Linked DNA regions of Homo sapiens: region 1 is linked to region 2. A link is an interaction called in ENCODE POLR2A ChIA-PET data of the cell type or tissue named here. Cell type or tissue: GM12878. All regions are shown on one strand. Links, peaks and the distances in the headings refer to the core of each region. The heading gives the core; the rest is flanking DNA.

What was found. ChIA-PET counts read pairs that join two places held together with the same protein. Peaks named below come from ENCODE experiments on the same cell type or tissue, not always from the same donor. Only the 100,000 strongest peaks of a DNase experiment are listed, where the experiment ranks them.
Region 1: POLR2A ChIA-PET joins it to region 2 with 13 read pairs; 2 of 35 experiments call an interaction of 5 or more read pairs at or near these places.

Annotation. Positions count from the first base shown.
Region 1 is chr15:63,498,632-63,504,908 of GRCh38, forward strand. USP3 (ubiquitin specific peptidase 3) reads left to right here and starts at 5,962. Exons shown (of 15, transcript NM_006537.4): 1 at 5,962-6,199. The coding sequence starts at 6,109. RefSeq lists enhancers at 4,242-5,035, 4,514-4,563, 5,036-5,828 and silencers at 5,554-5,893, 6,244-6,277. In GM12878, for the core only: no CTCF peak of the experiment used is centred there; a DNase peak (open chromatin) is centred at 4,720; H3K4me3 peaks cover 1,753 bases; H3K27ac peaks cover 2,500 bases.
Region 2 is chr15:62,491,084-62,502,725 of GRCh38, forward strand. The region is part of intron 1 of TLN2 (talin 2); the gene reads left to right. Among named protein-coding and RNA genes, the nearest start is that of TLN2, 110 kb to the left of the region's middle. In GM12878, for the core only: no CTCF peak of the experiment used is centred there; no DNase peak of the experiment used is centred there.

The sequences.
Region 1 (6,277 bases), core at 3,237-5,736, 1.0 Mb after region 2:
TTTGTCATGGGCAGCTGTTCACAGCCCTAGCCAAGGCTTTCCTTTTTTTTTTTTTTTTTTTTTAGATGGAGTCTCACTCTGTCACCCAGGCTGGAGTGCAGTGGCGCAATCTCGGCTCACTGCAACCTCCACCTCTTGGGTTCATGTTGTTCTGCTGCCTTAGCCTCCCGAGTAGCTAGGATTACAGGCGCACGCCACCACACTCAGCTAATTTTTGTATTTTTATTAGAGATGGGGTTTCACCATGTTGGCCAGGATGGTCTCCATCTCCTGACTTTGTGATCTGCCCGTCTCGGCCTCCCAAAGTGCTGAGATTACAGGCGTGAGCCACTGCGCCCAGCCCCAGCCAAGGCTTTCTTGTGATTTCTGCTCAGACAGCGTTGGCTAAAATGGCCACACCTAGCTACAAGGGAAGCCGAGAAATTTCGAGTTGTGAAACCAAGAGGAAAAGAAAGCACATTTGGTGTAAACAGCAGTCTCTTCCACAGCACACAAAGCAGTGTTGCCTCTGCTGGTGTCACTGGATGACTGTGAACTATCACCGGATTGCTGGATTCTCTCTCTGGAAAGGCCCTCAATGGTCATTTAGTTCAACCCCCGATTTTACAGATGGAAAGAAAGATTGGGGCCCAGAGAGAAGTGACTTATCTACTATCAAAGAGTTGTTTGGGGCCGGGCAAGGTGGCTCACGCTTGTAATCCCAGCAACTCAGGAGGCTGAGGCTGGAGCCACTGGAGACCTGGGCAACATAGTGAGACCCTCTCTCTACAAATTTTTTTTTTTAATTAGCCAGGTGTGGTGGCACATGTCTGTGGTTCCAGCTTCTTGGGAGGCTGAGGCAGGAGGATAGCTTGAGCCCAGGAGTTCAAGGCTGCAGTGAGCTGCGATCCTGCTCCAGCCAGGACGAAAGAGACCGTGTCTCAAAATAAATAAATAAATAAATAAATAAAAGTTGTTTGGTGCTAGAGCCACACTGTTTTGCTTAATCTGTCAGTGCTTTATCTGCAAAGTGGGTCTTTAAACAAGAAAACCCCCTCATCTCCTTCATAAAAGGAGATTTCAATGATAAAGAGGAAAGCGTTAAAAGCAGTATAAGTCAATATGTTGATGATGCGGTAATTACAACAATGGCACCGAACATAAATCTTTCTTCAGTTACTCAGAGGCTTGTCTGTGTCCTGTGGTCACTAAATGACTCCATTATTCGGAACTTTGGCTTCTCCTGTGTAATACTGCAAAATCATTGACATGACCATGTGCATGAGGGGTGAAACCTTACCTCTTTTGATAAAAGACCAGTTACTGATTGTGTAAATTTGTGCAATTATTTAACATTCTTTGAACTTTAGTTCTCTCACCAGTAAAATGGAGATGATAATATCCACCTCCAAGGTTTTGTTTTTGTTTTTGTTTTTTTGTTTTTGCATTGGTAGGGGGGAAGGATTAAAGAAGAAATAAAAACCATAGTATTTATTGGGTCCCAACAAGTTGCCACAGTATCAGACACCTAGTTGGGACCCAATAACATGTAAGTTTCCGTTCTCAAATAGTTGAGGTCCTTTCTCTGAATACTTAGGGGACCATATCATATAATTATTGCTGTAATCACTTTAAAAAGGAGCACTTCCAACAACATTCAGTGGACAAATTTTTTAAGATCTGCTATTGCTGAACTAGGTGCTGAAAATCCTCAGATGAAAAAAAAAAAACAAAACACCTATTCCCAAGACAGACTGAAATGTGAACAGAAAATAACAGCACCATGTGAGAAGTGTGCTTGGGTGAGTGACGGAGGGCTTCCCGGAAGAGGCTATGTGCTTCATGGGGAAGGAGTAGGAGCAGACCAAGTAGAAGGGGACCAGACAGGGGAGGACACGGAGGTATGAGGAAGCACAATTTCTATGAGGGGACTATTTGAAATACTTCTGTAACAGTTAAAAAAAAAAAAGTTATAATAAAAGGGAGGGGCCAGGTACCTGTGAGAGCAGTGGGTTTTGGATTTTTTCCAAAAGGTGGGGAACCACTGAAGAATTCCAGCAGGGAGATGATGTGAAAGGGGTAAATGGGAAGTAGTGGGGAGAATGACACCACCAGTATTCCTGAGTGGGGAAGTGAGAGCTGGGTGGTTGGAGCCCACACCCACCCCTCTCCATTTATTTAGTCATTCAACAAATAGTTACTGAGGGCCTGCCACCTACCAGGCTGTATTCCAGGGGCTGGAAATCAGGCAACCAACAGCACTGGCAAGATCTTTGTTCTCATGGAGACTGACAATAGATAAGCAAGTAAACATGCAAGGAAATATTAGATAGGTGCCACTAGGAAAATTAAACCAGGCAACAGAAGAGTCTCTGAGCGGCAGCGGCCCATTCCCTGCCCCCAACACTTACCAAGCCTCCTCTTGATATAACTTTGGTTTCCCAAGGAGGCGTTGCTCCTAGAACAATCTCTATGGTAAATATTAATAATTAAGCCATCTCTCGGAGTGTTTCCAATGAGCCTTCCCTGGGTGAGGATAGTCAGAGCTAGTTTTCCCCAGGGCCTGGTCTGCCTTGTAATTGTTGGTTAAGGACCATCAATTCTGCCAAAAGTCCTAAGTTTAAGGTTTTAGGAAAATCGCGGCAACCTTGAGACCTTTCCTGAAGTGGTTCCCCTGCAATATATGACCTTGCCCTCCCCTCACTACCGACCCCACTTCCATGTATATACACAATTATCCTTTAGGAGAGAAACATTTGATAGTACGGTTGCAATTTTGCATTCCTCCCCTTTGAAAAATGCAAACTTTTAGAACAGGCCCGCCGCTTCGGGCAGGTTTTGCCGCGGAAACCACCCTCCCTCCCCGCCCCCGGATGTCCAGAGGGCTGGGTGGGGAATCCCGGGAGCAGCGCACTCAAGAGCACGGGAGCTGGAGGCTGGAGGCTGGCTCGTCACCATCAGGGCTCCCTGGGATGTAAGTCAGAGCTCCTCAGTGCCAGAGGGATGCGGGCCAAGAATAAAAACGCGAATGTTGTATTAAATGCAGCTGAAGAAACGAGGGACTGAAAAGGCAGATTTCCCAGTGTGCCTCATGGTCTTCCCCCATTTGACTCATTTACTCACTGCGGGTTTCTTTTTCTCCACTCTTTTCTTATTATGGAAACTTTCAAAGACACAGGAAAGTTCACTATTTTAGGGAAATCTAGCAAACGCCCCAGGAGGGCCTCTCTGATTTTGCCCAACTTCTCTGGACTGCCTGATAGAGCTTGCCCTCTGGGGACTATCACAATCGGGACTAAATTAGGGCCCCTGCTCCCAAGGGTTTTTATTCTAGCTGGGGAGAGAAGTCACTAATGGAAACTTTTTTTTCCCTTAAAATAGCTTACACCTTACAAAGCACTTTCACATTCCTGATTCCGTTAAAATCATAAAGCTAGAACTGAAAGGAAATTTAGAGATCATCTCTAGGGGTCAAATATTGGCAAATATTGGGCCACCTGCTAGGCTCTTGCCCATGGTAGACATGGCTAACATACCGCACACTCACCCGTTCATGTCATGTATTCACTTACTTATCAGACATCCTCCATGTTCTACATTGCATGTTAGAAATAAAGCAGAAAACCAGACAGACTTGTTTGCTACCTTATGGACAAACAAGAGGAAGAGAGACATTAAACAAATAATTACACGCATGAAGAGTGTTTTTAGGCCGGGCGCGGTGACTCATGCCCGTAATCCTAGCACTTTGGGAGGCCTAGGCGGGAGGATCTCTTGAGCCCAGGATTTCGAGACCAGCCTGGGCAATATAGGAGACACTGTTTTTTTTTTTGTTTTGTTTTTTGTTTTAAGTGTTTTTAAAAGCCGGTGTTGGGGCAGACAAGGACATCACACACTGGGAGGTACCCTGCGGGTGGGAAAGGGTCGGGAAAGACTCCCTCAGGAAGTGATGTTTAAACTGAAGTCTAGGGGATTAGGAAACGGAGTCTCTGAGAGGGTGAAGAAATATTACATACCAGTATGAAGCATGGCCTGAGTGAGGTCATGCTCCAGGGCCGAACAAGGGGTTATGGATGCTAAGTGGGGGTGGGTGTCCGGAGGAAACAGAAGGTTGGTGGAGCAAGGCCTTAAAGACAAATAGGTTGACATGGAGAGATGGGTGGAAGAACTTGAGCCAAGGGCAGATATTATTGTTTCTCCTCCTCCCGCTTCCCAGGGAAGCAGCTCTCATCTAGTGTCAGTAAAAACAAATACAAAGTTATAATTTATTGGCCACCTAGTATGTGGTGGCAATTTTCATGAATTCTCACATGTTCCTTGCGAGACAAGTATTCTTCTTCCAGTTTTACAGATCTAGAAAAGGCTTGGAACGGCTAGAGACGCTTGCTAAGCCTGGCCGTCAAGTAGGCAGCAGAGCTAAGATTTGAAAGCATGCCGGCCTGCCTTCCTAGGCAGACGCACTTTCCACAACGCATCACTGCCATAAAAATCCCAGGCCGAGGCTTGCTCTAACAGCAAATACCACTTGGAAAAGGACAGATCTTTGAGGACCCAGAAATACTTCTGGGGAAAGGATGAGCAGAGGTGCCCCCGGTGGGTGGATACCATTAGGCAGAGGTCTATGCGGAAGAGGCCGACTTGTGGCGTGGGAGGTAGGGAGGAGTAAGAAGTGATTGACGGGGCGTCCCTGGCTGCTCTAGGACTGCATTGCGGGGAGGTGCCCGGCTCTAACCACTGCCCGGCCCGGTTAATCATTTCCTGACCTTCCTTCCTCCTCTCGCTCTGGCCGCAGGATTGCCACATCAGTCTTCCCCCTCCTCCTGCTCGCCTTCTGGCCCCGAGGCTCCTTCGCCGGGTTTTACAAGGAGCCCCAACTTGGAAGCAATATTTGTAATAGCCCCGGACGTCCTCAAGTGCCCCAGTGAGATCGCAGGCTCGATCCAGGGTATGCCGGCCCAAGCGGCCCCTTGAGGCTTGCCCTCTTCTCTAATCCCTCACTAAAAAGAGGTCAGAGGGTCAGGGATCCAATCTCCATACAGATCAACAAGTTACAGACTCGGTTTCCCCCTGCGGTAAAAAGGGGATGGTAACAGCTGGTAGGGTGTTGCGAGGCTTAAATGCGGTATGGGAAGTGCCTGGCTGGGAGACCTTAGGTATCTAACAAATGCTAGATCCCTTCCCTTCTTATCGCCTGGTAATGGGGAGTTTAGCTTGCCCAGCAATCCCAGGCTACGTTTATCTCACTTGAACTTCCTGGCTTGAAAGTCCTACGATGTGCTGGAGGTAACGCAGATGGTGAGTCACAGTGACAGGATTTGAACGTGGGTTCATGGGCGCCCCTGCGGGCCCACCCACGCAGCATCTAGGTGGCTGGCTAACGCCACGTGTTCAGAACCTAGAAAGGGCTACGGATCGCACCTGCCGCAAGGAGCCTAACGCTAAGTCGGGCGGGACTGCCCTGGCACCCATGAAACCCGCTGCCCGCCTCCCCCGGGGCCAGGCCCTTGGCCTCCCCAGCTTGTTTCTTCGTGTATAAAATGAGGGCCACGGTGCCTGTCTGCCCGAGAGGTTTTAAAGTTCTTCTTTACACTTTGCGGAGCGGCCGGATTTTTACCACGAAGCCACCGAGTAGTCCGCACCACATAGGTTCAGTATCCTCCGCCCACCGCAGGAAACGCCGCGGACGGCCCGGGGTGCCCTGCTCGGCGCCCCACCCTTCCCGGGGCCGGGGAAGCGGCGTGACTAGGAAAGTCACTTCGGAACACAGCCGGACTCTGCGCCACCAGCTGGAGCTCGCCGGGACCCCACCCCGCGGGCTGGGCGGGGGCGGACCCGGGGGCGGGGCGGGGAGGGGCCGGCCTGGAAAGGCGGAAGCCTCCAGTCTAGGGGTGGCTGCAGAACCCGGATCTCGGAGTTACACGTTCTACGGAGCGGGGCGCCGGGAGACGGCGGGCGAGAAAACCCGGCGTCCGGAAGCCCGTGCTTTCTTTGACGCAAGGGCTCGAGACGCAGCCGCCGTCGGCCGAGCGCCCGGCTAGAAGCGACACCAGACGGAGCCTCCGGAGTTCCTCCGCCCCCACCTCGCCGGGTCCTGGAGCCGCAGTCCTCCCAGCTGCCCTCCTCGTGGCCATGGAGTGTCCACACCTGAGCTCCAGCGTCTGCATTGCTCCGGACTCAGCCAAGTTCCCCAACGGCTCCCCGTCGTCCTGGTGCTGCAGCGGTGAGTGCGGCCACGGGCCGGCCCCGCAGCGCACCCGAGGCCGCGGCTCTGCCGGGCCTGCCGTCTAGGGGCCGCAGG
Region 2 (11,642 bases), core at 4,510-7,009:
GGCCGAGGCAGGCAGATCACCTGAGGTCAGGAGTTTGAGACCAGCCTGGCCAACATGGCGAAACCCTGTCTCTACTAAAAATACAAAAATTAGCTGGGCATGGTGGCACATGCCTATAATCCCAGCTACTTGGGAGGCTGAGGCAGGAGAATCATGTTGCTTGAACCTGGGAGGTGGAGTTTGTGATGAGCCGAAATTGTGCCACTGCACTCCAGTCTGAGTGACAGAGCAAGACTCTGTCTCAAAAAAAAAAAATATATATATATATACACACACACACACACACACACACACACACACACACACACACACATTTATATAAGATGTACATTGGTACCTTCTGGAAAGGTGGGACAACTGGAAGTGGGTGGGGGCTTCCAGGTCAGAGGTAGATAAGAGACAAATGGTTGCATTATTTTGCATTTCTTATTAGCCCTTCCAAAGTGGGCAATCAGATATGCTCTTATCTCAGTGAGCACAGGGATGAGTTTGAGTTGTTTGTCCTTTGTCCACAAGGAAACTCCTTGTGAGGGAGGTAAGTAGATAGCTTTTTTTTCTTAGTAGCTATCTTTTTTTAGGAATAGAATGGGAGGCAGTTTTGCCCTAAGCAGCTCCCAGCTTGACTTTTCCCTTTGACTTAGTGATTGGGGGGTTCCAAAATTCATTTTCCTTTCACAACTCTTACAGTGTGGTAGTGCTTGAAGTTTCATAACAGTCAGAGCAGAATCTCACTGCTTGCTTCCTGCTGGAGAGAGGAATCTCTGTCCTTCAGTGGATGATGTTTTCTGTGGTCTTGTTCAGGAATTTACAAACTAGAGGAAGCCTTATCTCACCAAGGGAAAAAAAGACAAATAATTGGCCTCTGAGAATTGCGGCAGGGAGCAGGGAGTATTAGTGGGGGCGTCTTTTTCTCTCAATTTCTGGTATATACATATGTATTTTAATAATTACTAAATGTCTAACAGAATAAATTTATGAGTAAGCTAAGTTATTCAGATGTATTTTGATAACTTATTTATTATATAAATAATATATGCTATTATAGATAAATTAGAAGATTTAGTCCAGTAAAAGAAAATAAAAACTGGCCGGACGCGGTGGCTCACGCCTGTAATCCCAGCACTTTGGGAGGCTGAGGCGGGTGGATCATGAGGTCAGGAGATCAAGACCATCCTGGCTAATATGGTGATACTAGCCGGGTGCGGTGGCTGATGCCTATAATCCCAGCACTTTGGGACGCCAAGGCGGGTGGATCACGAGGTCAGGAGATCGAGACCATCCTGGCTAACACGGTGAAACCCCGTCTCTAATAAAAATACAAAAAAATTAGCTGGGCGTGGTTGGGAGTGCCTGTAATCTCAGCTACTCCAAGGCTGAGGTGAGAATTGCCTGAATCCGGGAGGCAGAAGTTGCAGTGAGCCGAGATGGCGCCCCTGGGCGACAGAGCGAGACTCTGTCTCAAAAAAAAAAAAAAAAAGAAAAAAAGAAAAAAAACTATTCCAATAATCCCAATGTCTAGAGATAGTCTGTTTTTAAAATAATGAATTTTGCCCTATGTCAGTTTCCTTTTGTGATTTTTTTTCAACGCATTTCCCCCCATAGATTCAGAATGTCCCAAACTGTGAAATTTATAAATTAAAATGTATAAGTAAGTTTTTATTTCCCATTCATTTATTCCAAATAATTGCCTTTTGTTATGGTAGAATTTGAGTAATCAAAGAATTCTACCATAACAGATTCCACAGAATTCCATAGCAGAAAAATCTTGGTAAATCCTTGTGTCTCTAATAGTCCTTGAAAGAGGATTTTCAATGCTGCTTTGGAAAAGTGGGGTAGCCCAGGACGTTCTGGCTACTCTTCCTGCTGTCACTGACATTTGAGGACTCGGAGAGTTGTTGTGGCCTTCCTGTTAGGGGTGGAAATATTGGAGGGATTGAAAATCTGGAACTCACTAATTGCATTTGTGTTCCCTCTGGCCTTCTTTGGGGGTGCTTGGTCGGATGTTCATGGTTCAGGGAGGGACAGATGAAGGGCGTAAATCATGATCTGGGAAGTCTGGTCCCTGAACAGCTGTCTGCCAGCTGCTTCACTGGAAACTGGGCAAGTACGAGTGAGCTTTCCTCTGATGGTCTGAAATTGCCAGAAACAGCAGAGCCATGCTCCAGGTGCTTGTTGCGGGAACTGAGTTCAAATCTTGCCTCTCCCACCTAATGGCACTGACTACAGGCCAGCTATGTTGAAGCTTCTGGGCCTCAGTTTCCTCACGTGTCAAACACTGGTGACATACCCACCCCTGTAGGTTTGTTGTGCGGTGGGTGTTAACAACATACATGCCTGGCTCATAATCACTCATAAGGCCCTGTCCTCCCCTTGCTGTTGTATCATTACAATTGAGTATAGGATGGGTTTGAGCAGGTTATTGTCAGGAGTGTCTATTCTAAGCTTTCGTTACAAAAGGTCCCCCAAATCCACTCAGCTTTCACGCTCTCCCACGTAGGAAGCTGGCCCAACACCATGGAGGTTCCCCCCCGCCGCTTTTTTTTTTGAGATGGAGTCTCACTCTGTTGACCAGGCTGGAGTGCAGGGGCACAATCTTGGCTCACTGTAGCTTCCGCCTCCCGGGTTCAAGCGATTCTCCTGCCTTAGCCTCCCGAGTAGCTGGGACCACAGGCACACACCACCATGCCTGGCTAGTTTTTGTATTTTTGGTAGAGACACGGTTTCACCATGTTTGCCAGGCTGGTCTCGATCTCCTGACCTCAGGTGATCCACCCACCTCGGCCTCCCAAAGTGCTGGGATTATAGGTGTGAGCCACCATGCCTGGCCGAGGTTGCCTCTTAGGTAAGTAAATAACAATCTCCTTGTCTCAGGGGAGGACACTGCTGATGAAGAGTTTTTTTTAGATCTGTCAAAATTATGGATACCACCCCCCTTTGTCTGGGTGATCCTAGGATTCTTTTATTTTCAAGAAGACAACTGGGAGGAAGCCATGCAGGAGACTGGCTGTGGTAGTTTTCATGTGAATTTTTATCTTCAGTGCTTTTCATGTCTTCAATTATCCAAGTACCCCAAGCCTGTGGTTTGCCTCAGTTTGGGTGGGCATAGCCAAGGGGGTTCCAGGGCCGTCCAGCCTTCACTCAAGGATGACTTTCCCTAGGCTGAGGGCAGTGGACCCTTGACAAAATTTAATTACCGTCTCTGCTTATGGCTGGACCTCAGCTGGCAGGGTCTCGGGGGCTTTAAACAAAAGCAGGAGCCTCTCCAGAAGTAGATTAGGGAGATTTGCATTCAGGCCAGGGATTTGTACATGGTGTTAATTCTCCTCCAGGCAGATATCTGCTTGGGAAAGGGCTGTGTGACCCTATTTAGAAAAATGGCTACACTTTGTTAACCTTTTTTCCCTTAAGAAGGAAAAATCATTAATGGCAGAAGTTCAGGCCCCAGAGGGGATTTTCTGGGTGATTCTTTGTTTCAAGAGTCATGTTTCCCCAGATGTGATTAAATTGTCCGTAACTTTTAACTCTTCCCTCCCCCGTGCTTTAGTTGAAAAATAAAATCTCTGTTCATATTTCTTGCATATCATAGGCTTATGTCTCTTTCCAGCTCTATAAGTCAAGGCTAAAGATTTTTTTTTTAAGAAAGAGGAAAAAAAAGACATTTATTTGAGAAGACATTTTTGTGTGTGCCCTGCTCCCACCATGCATTCATTCGGTGCTGGAAAGTGGTTAGGGGATTCTAAGCAGCCCCCTTGCTATAGCTGGACTGTGACGCTGTCCCTTACTGTCAGTCTGCTTGGCTCCTCCAGACCTGATGCAGATGCTGCCCGCTCCCCACACAGCCCTCCTTTTTCTCTGTTCCCGGAACACTGTTTGCTTCTGTTACTGAGAAGGCAATACTGGGTAAAGGAGAATGATGCACGATGTGGAGCTGGAAGACCCAGGCCCAAAGGCAGCTTTTACCACCTCCTAGCTGTGCTACCCTGGGCCCCTGAGCCTAGAGTTCCTTCACTGCACTTGCAATTGCACTGTGCAATGCCTTCTCAGTCTCCTGGCTAGAAAATGGAACTCCTGGAGGACAGGATGTTTTTCATCCTATTATTTCCAGTCATTTATCTAGTCATTCATTTCTTTATATAATGACCCTCCTAGGACCTAAGAATAGAGAGATGAACGCGATACATGTGGTAGGAATTGTAAGTTGCTGCTTCTTTTTGTTTTTGTTTTGAGTGATCCACTGATGGTTGAGAAAGCCTAGGATCTTTCTCCCCAGAGAGAATGCCACTAGAGAGGGGGCAGAACATGACCCTGCCTGTTGACCCCAACTGTGACACTTCTGAAACCAATCTTAGGAAAGCCTCTCATGGGAATGGCATTTCCAAGATTAGGGGTAAAGTGGGACCTCCCTGTTGAAAAGTTGTCCTGCCCTCTGTCAGCTAGACATGCCATAAGCAAGGGAAAGAATGACTTTTAATGACAGGGGTAGAAATTGGGAGCAAGAGGCTGAACACATGGAACAGAATTTTTTGAAGTGCCTTGTTAAATGGAAAGTAGATGTAGGAAAATTTGAAATGCTGGTATTTCAGATGGGCCCAGGCCTATCACCTATTATTCCACCTGGAGAGGGTAGACTTATATTACTCCTCCTTTTTCCAGAAGCAGTTTGTGTGTAAAAGCCCTAAAGGGCCACATTCCACTTGATCCCTTTTATTAACGAAATTGTACTTTGCAGCAAGGTGGGGTGTGGCCACAGAGCTCTTTAAAGATGGGAGCCTGGAGGCGGGAGGTTGGCTAATTGCATGTTGCCTTTTGGCTTCTTTCCAGTCTTTAATCATGGATGACCTCTTATCTGTAAGTTCTAGGCCAAAAAAAAAAAAACAAAAACCAAAAACAAAAAAACCTTCTGTTTATCTTCTTTGTGTGCTTTTTATGAAGCTAAACAGATGATGATCATGATCTAAGCACTAGCTTTGGAAGGCAATTGTAGTGGATGGAAAGGGTCAGGGTGGATTCTACGCCAGATGTCAGCCTGCAGAGGCTGTGATTCCAGGCTTCACTTGGTTGAAGTGACCAGTCTGGCCAGCTTTGCTAGGCCTCCTCTTTCTGACTCACTGTTCCCATGGATCTCTGGAAGCTGCTGGTTCTTACGTGTCTACGAAGAGAAGCAGCTTATTTCCTGGGGTGAGGCATGCCCAGAGAAGATTTACTTCTCAAAAGGCCTACTTGAATGTAGTTCACAAGCCTGGCTGTGCCTCAGCATCACCCGTACAGCTTAAAAAGAAATTACACGGAACCACATCTCCTAGAGTTTCCCTTTCAGATAAGGATTGGAATGTGTATTGTAAAAGAGCTCCACCCGTGACTAGGATGGGTGTCAGGACTCAAGACTGTCTACCTTCCTCACCCACACTTTGCAGAGAGTGGGCTGTGGCCCAGCAGCTTCCCGTCTTGGAGCTTATCAGGAATGCAGATGCCCAGATTCTACCAGGCTTCTTGCATCAGAACCCACTGTTTAAAGGATGGAGAAGCCCTGCTCCAATATGGCATGTGGTATGATCAGTGCCTGATTGTTCCCGGAAATGGAACATTGACCTTATGCATTGATGGCTGTGGTTTACCAATACCTATGCTCCTAAGAACTGGGCCAACATCTGCATAGATCCAATTTTTAAAAATTATAATGTGAATCGTCTCTGTTATGGATCGCGACCAACTTCTAAGTTGCTTTGCCTTCTATTGTCCATTATACACACATCAATGGCATTCATTTAAATATACTTAATTTGTAAAATGAGCTGTGTTCTGTAGGCAGATAGGAGTATTTGTGTTCTGCCTTTATTGCATGTACACAGGCAGAGCACAGGCCTCTGCTCCTGGTGATGGTAAGTAGTCTCCAGTCGTGCCTCCCTCCCCTCAGATGGAGGTAATTTCTTCCTCCTCTGGATTATACCTGTCCCTTACATGTGTGACTGTGATTGCACTTGCCCTGTGTGTTGGAATTTTTTGTTGACATTTCTGACACCCGTGGGAATGAGGCCCTTTTTATTCATAGCTGCATCCCCTGTGTCTAAGAGGGCATACTTAATACATAGCAGAGATTCAATAAATGTTCGCTGAGGGAGTGGATGAATGAGTGGGGCTGATGATTGAGAACTCCCAGTATATCCTACATATGGACTTGTGTTTTCTCCATTCCTTCCTCCCCAAAATATCTGGGGCAGCATGTGAGAGTCTCTTCATTTTCTATTGGAAATTGGAGTACTTGAATCCAGAAGTTTAAATCTATGAAGGTGAAATGCGGTTAGGCTAAGTGGATGGACCCTTAGTTAGATCCTCTCTGGGTGATTTGTTTCCCCAGTGGTACTTTCCTCTGCTCCTTCTGGAACTCCAGCAGTTGCTCCTTGCCCTCCAATGGCTGCAGGATGCCTGCTTCCTCTGTGTGGGAAGAATCCTATTTCCTAATCCAGCAGGCATTTTTGTTGGTAATTCTGAAAATCGTTTCTCAGGGCTCTTTCCTAAAGTTGTGGCCACCCAGCAGTGAGTTAGCCACAAATGGCTCAGTGATAGCAAAGGCCTAGTTGCAATATGATTTTTTCTCCCTGAGGATGGTTTTATGCTGAGAGATTCTACATTTGGTTTTAGTAGAACTTTAAGCAATTCATATTTGAGAAGATACATTTATAGCTCTAAATTTTTTTAAGAAGAATGATTTCCAGTGCTTGTCTGGTTCCTTTTTTCCATGGTGGGGTTTTGGCTGCTTTTATGTTATATAGCATTCTGGCTTCCCCGTGCTGCTGACCAAGCGTGGACAGTTTTTGGTTTGCTGTTTTAAAGCCAAGGAAAGGCCCATGCTTCCTGTCTTGAGAAATTTAAAGTATGGAATTTGGCCAGGTGTGGTGGCTCACACCTGTAATCTCAGCACTTTGGGAGGCCAGGGTGGGCAGATCGCTTGAGCTCAGGAGTTCGAGAGCAGCCTGGGTAACATGTTGAAACTTTTGGTACGAAAAGTACAAAAATTAGCCGTGATCATGCCACTGCACTCCAGCCTGGGTGACAGCGTGAGACCCTGCCTCAAAAAAAAAAAAAAAAAAAAAGAAAAAAAAGTCTGGAATTTTATACCTGTTAAAAATATAAATAAGAATTAGATTTTTAAATTCTGAAGTAAATAACCTGGTTCTTCTTACTTAACCTGAATTTGCTAAGTATCTCTTCATGATTCTGAATGGTTAGATCCTGCCAAGGCTGACCCTAAACATTTGTATAGTTTTAGTATTCGATCCTTGAGTAGTCACTGGTCAGTTCCCCAAGGGTTGACTTGCCTGTTGTTGTTTTACTGGCTACTTGGAATCTGCCTGGAAGGCCTCCTGAGGAGTTTGTTGGAATTATGCATATACAGTAATCAGAGTTCTGAGTGTAGGCAAAAGTATCTGGATTTCCTAGAAAGTGAGGGGCTGCTGGACAGTCTCTTCATTTGCCAAGGGATATTTTAAAATAACATGCTTCTGTATCGGTGGCTGTGTTCTAGAGAGCTGGGGTCACCGTAAGTCTGATGATATCCCAGTGTCTGTCACAGGAAAGTGAGGTACATCCACGTATCTACTGACCCCCAGTATCTGGTGGGATATCTTTCCCACAAAATTTGCTTCTTAGGAGGGTTTTTTTTTTCCTTATAGTTCTTTTCATATATAAATACTAATCAGTCACCAATTCATTACATTTTAGGAACAGGAGAGTCTGTGAATGACATGAAAAATTATTAAAAGGAATTTGGCGAAACTATTAAAGGAATTTACCCACTCTAAAGAGAGCTGTACAGGGGTTATTGTTCTTGTTAAACAGAGTAGAGGTCAGTTAGTGGAATGTGGAGAGTTTAAAGTCATTGCTGACTTAATGACTAGTGAAAGACCAAGAAGATATGGTCTTTGCCACTGTACTTCTTAATGACAGAATCAAAGACTTACTGTGTGGACTTTATGGAAGTCTCTAGGAGTAAACTTGATGACAGAATTTTTTTTTTCTAGGCCATGTTTATATTTTCAATCTGTTCTTTCTGCTACCTGGGACATTATTTTTATTTATTACAAAACATTGACTAGAGGGGCTCACGCCTATAATCCCAGCACTTTGGGAGGCTGAGGTGGGAACATCACTTGAGCTCAGGAGTCCAAGATCAGCCTGGGCAACATGGCAAAACCCCGTGTCTACCAAAAAATACGAAAATTAGCCAGGCGTGGTGGTGCTCACCTGTAGTCCCAGCTACTCGGGAGACTGAGGTGGGAGGATCGCTAGAGCCCAGGAGGCAGAGGTTGAGGTGAGCTGAGATTGCACTACTGCACTTCAGCCTGGGTTACACAGTGTCTCCAAAAAAATAAAATAAATAGAGAAATGGCCTGGATATGGCTTGAAACCAAGCCTCTTTTAAGCAAACGTATTTTAAAACTGAGGGGAAAGGAGACAGGGCCAACATGCCAACTGATGAATGTAGTTTGCCCCACTTTACCAGTCCTTAAATTAGCAAGGTTTCTCTTCTTTGTTTTTGAGACGGAGTTTTGCTCTTGTTGCCCAGGCTGGAGTGCGATGGCATGATCTTGGCTCACCGCAACCTCCACCTCCTGGGTTCAAGCAATTCTCCTGCCTCAGCCTCCCGAGAGTAGCTGAGATTACAGGCATGTTCCACCATGCCCGGTTAATTTTGTATTTTTAGTAGAGACGGAGTTTCTCCATGTAGGTCAGGCTAGTCTCGAACTCCCGACCTCAGGTGATCTGCCCGCCTGGACTTCCCAAAGTGGTGGGATTACAGGCATAAGCCACCGCTCCTGGCTGCAAAGTTTCAAAGTTTCTTTAAAAACAAGCAAAGAAACAAACAAACAAACAAAAAAAACAGTCAAAATTACAATTCAGGTGAGGGAGGAGGAGTGAAGGTCCAAAACAGATGGTGGGCGTTGGTGGTTTTCTCTTGTTTAAAATGAATGTAGGCCAGGCGCAGTGGCTCAAACCTGTAATCTCAGCACTGTGGGAGGCCAAGGCGGGCAGATCACCTGAGGTCAGGAGTTCACGACCAGCCTCGCCAACACAGTGAAACCCGGTCTTTACTAAAAAATACAAAAATTAGACAGGTGTGGTGGCGCATGCCTGTAGTCCCAGCTACTCAGGAGGCTGAGGCAGGAGAATTGCTTGAACCCAGGAGATGGAGGTTGCAGTGAGCTGGGATTGCACCATTGCTCTCCAGCCTGGGTGACAAGAATGAGACTCCATCTCAAAAAATAAATAAATAAATAAAATGAATGCAGCAGGGCTTTCTGGCCCAAATTGCTCTACAGAACTTTGATTGCTAGGGAACAAATATTCATTGTCTCCAGTGTGCTCAGTACATAGGCATTGTGACTGGCCTCCATACTGCAAAACAAGAAGACACCTTTGCAGTGGATTAGAATGTTTAAACTAAGTTCCAGATGGGTCAGGCAGAGTCTAACTGGCCTTTGGACCCTTGGTGTCTAGACAAAGCCAGGCTTATAGTAGGCAAATGTAAATGGAGGCAAGGGAAGAAAGATTTCATTAAGCAGAATTATCTGAGAAATGGCTGAGAAAAGACCCGAATATCTGCTATGGCAATCTCAAGTGACATCAATGCCCACTTGGAGTTGGGCACAATGTGAAATTCCTTCTTGAGGGAGCGCTGTTGGGAAAGGAATTTTTGCCTCAATTGGGCAACTTTTTCCTGCTATTTAATATGCATACTCTTCTTGAGCAGTTAAAGACGCAGAAGAAAGATAGTATTGTTTCAAGACAATTCTCCCAGGCTGCTCTTGGCCATCTTTTCTGAGTGTGCAGGCCCCACCACAGTCCCTGCAGCAACACAGTTTTGTTTGCTTAAAATTTGGTAACCTAAGGGGGCTTGAAGTCCCGCCAGGGCACTTCTGGTCCTCACAAATAGTGCCACTGAAAAACGCATCTTGTGCAAGTTTCAGAGCTTAGAAATATTCTGCTTAAATGTGCAATGCGCCATGGGGCATGTTATAGACCATCTCATTGAGCAAAAGATAAATGACCTTTCTCAGAAGGCTGAAGGAGCTTGGGACAGGTAAGCCTCCCTCTGTTCATTGTTTAAAAAAAGGAGGAACTTTTATCTCTACTTCTTGCTTCTACTTGGCCAAAAGAAGTGGATTGGGTCATCTTTTGGCATCAGGGCTATGCAAGTCCCTTTTGTTCCTATTTCTCCTGAGCAGGCCACATGTGTCTCTCTTTGCCTGAATTTCTCAAGCCTCCAGCTGAGGCCAAGGGCAGGGCTGGGGTGGACACTCATGACTGGCCATTGAGAACCCCCATCAATTTCATCCTTGATAGACTTGTACCAAAAGAGCGACCCTCCCACAAGGTTGCTGGATACACTTAGTTGTTTGGTTGGCTCTCAGAAAATGAAGCTTGCACTCACACTGCCCCGGGAAAACGTTAATTCCTGGTTAGGGCTTTTCATGATTCTGTCACACTTTGAATAGTAAGACCACTTGCTGTGGTGCAGAATATCTGGATTTCAGAAGTGGCTGACAAATATTTTTTGGAAAGGAATAGTCACAATTAGAGGGACCCATCCACACTGATGTGACAGAACCTTTGGATGTTGTTTTTTGTTTAATTGGACATAGTTATATCAACAGGATTTGAAGGTGGCAGATGATTGCATGCTCTGACTAATGAAGGCTCACTGGGCTTTTCATGTTTTTTATTTAATTTTAAGTATCTATTTTGAATAATCATGTAAGCCTTATGCCTGATTTTTGAGATGATTATTTCCAAGGTAGGGAACTTAGTGAATGGGCATCATTTCCATGGAGGGTCAAATACCAAGATACTAGCTGAAAGCCAATTAAGATATAGTTTGGGCACCTTGGTATCAGTGGGTTGGATACCACTGCATGTGATATGGCTTTGTGACCTTCCTCGCTCTCTTTGTCCTAAGCCTATGATGGGCCTTATAGGAGAACTAGTCACAGGTGGCTCTACCTTTAAGAATATGCCTGTGTAATGCATGGATGATTGGAAGGCATTGCCACAAGTTTCTTCAGCTGAAGGAAGCTTTACGGAGTTGTGGGGCTTATTCTCCTTGACATGCTGCTGCTCCTTTTGTGTTTTCATTTTAAAACAAAATATGTATTGTTTTTCTAGGGAAAGGCACAGTAGCTTGAATTTACTATATTTGACAGCTTTTCTCAAATGCTTTCAAAACATGGAGTTGCTAGAAAACAAAGGTTTGAACTGCTGACTTCTTCTTGTGAGAATATTAGTTTAGTTTTGGAGTTTTAAAATTTCTAAGGAGGAAGAATGTCTTTGTGACATATAGGACAAGCACTGGGAGGGGAGTCAGCCAGGGTGTCAAGCCTGTGCAGCTGCCTGGTGCCTGACCTGGGACAGATTGCTCTAGGCTGCAGGCATGGGGGTTTATTGCCGAGGCACTGGGCCTGGTGATACGAGGGGTCTAAGTGGTGAGTTTCAGACAGAAATCATCTGTACTCTTGATTCCAAAGCTGGTAATCATGACTGTATTGATCCATAAAGACTCATGATGTATCATCTGTGCTTGGCTTCTGGCCTGGCTAGGGGAGAGGAGACGGGGCGTCATCTGGTTCTGCATCTGGATTTGGAGATGG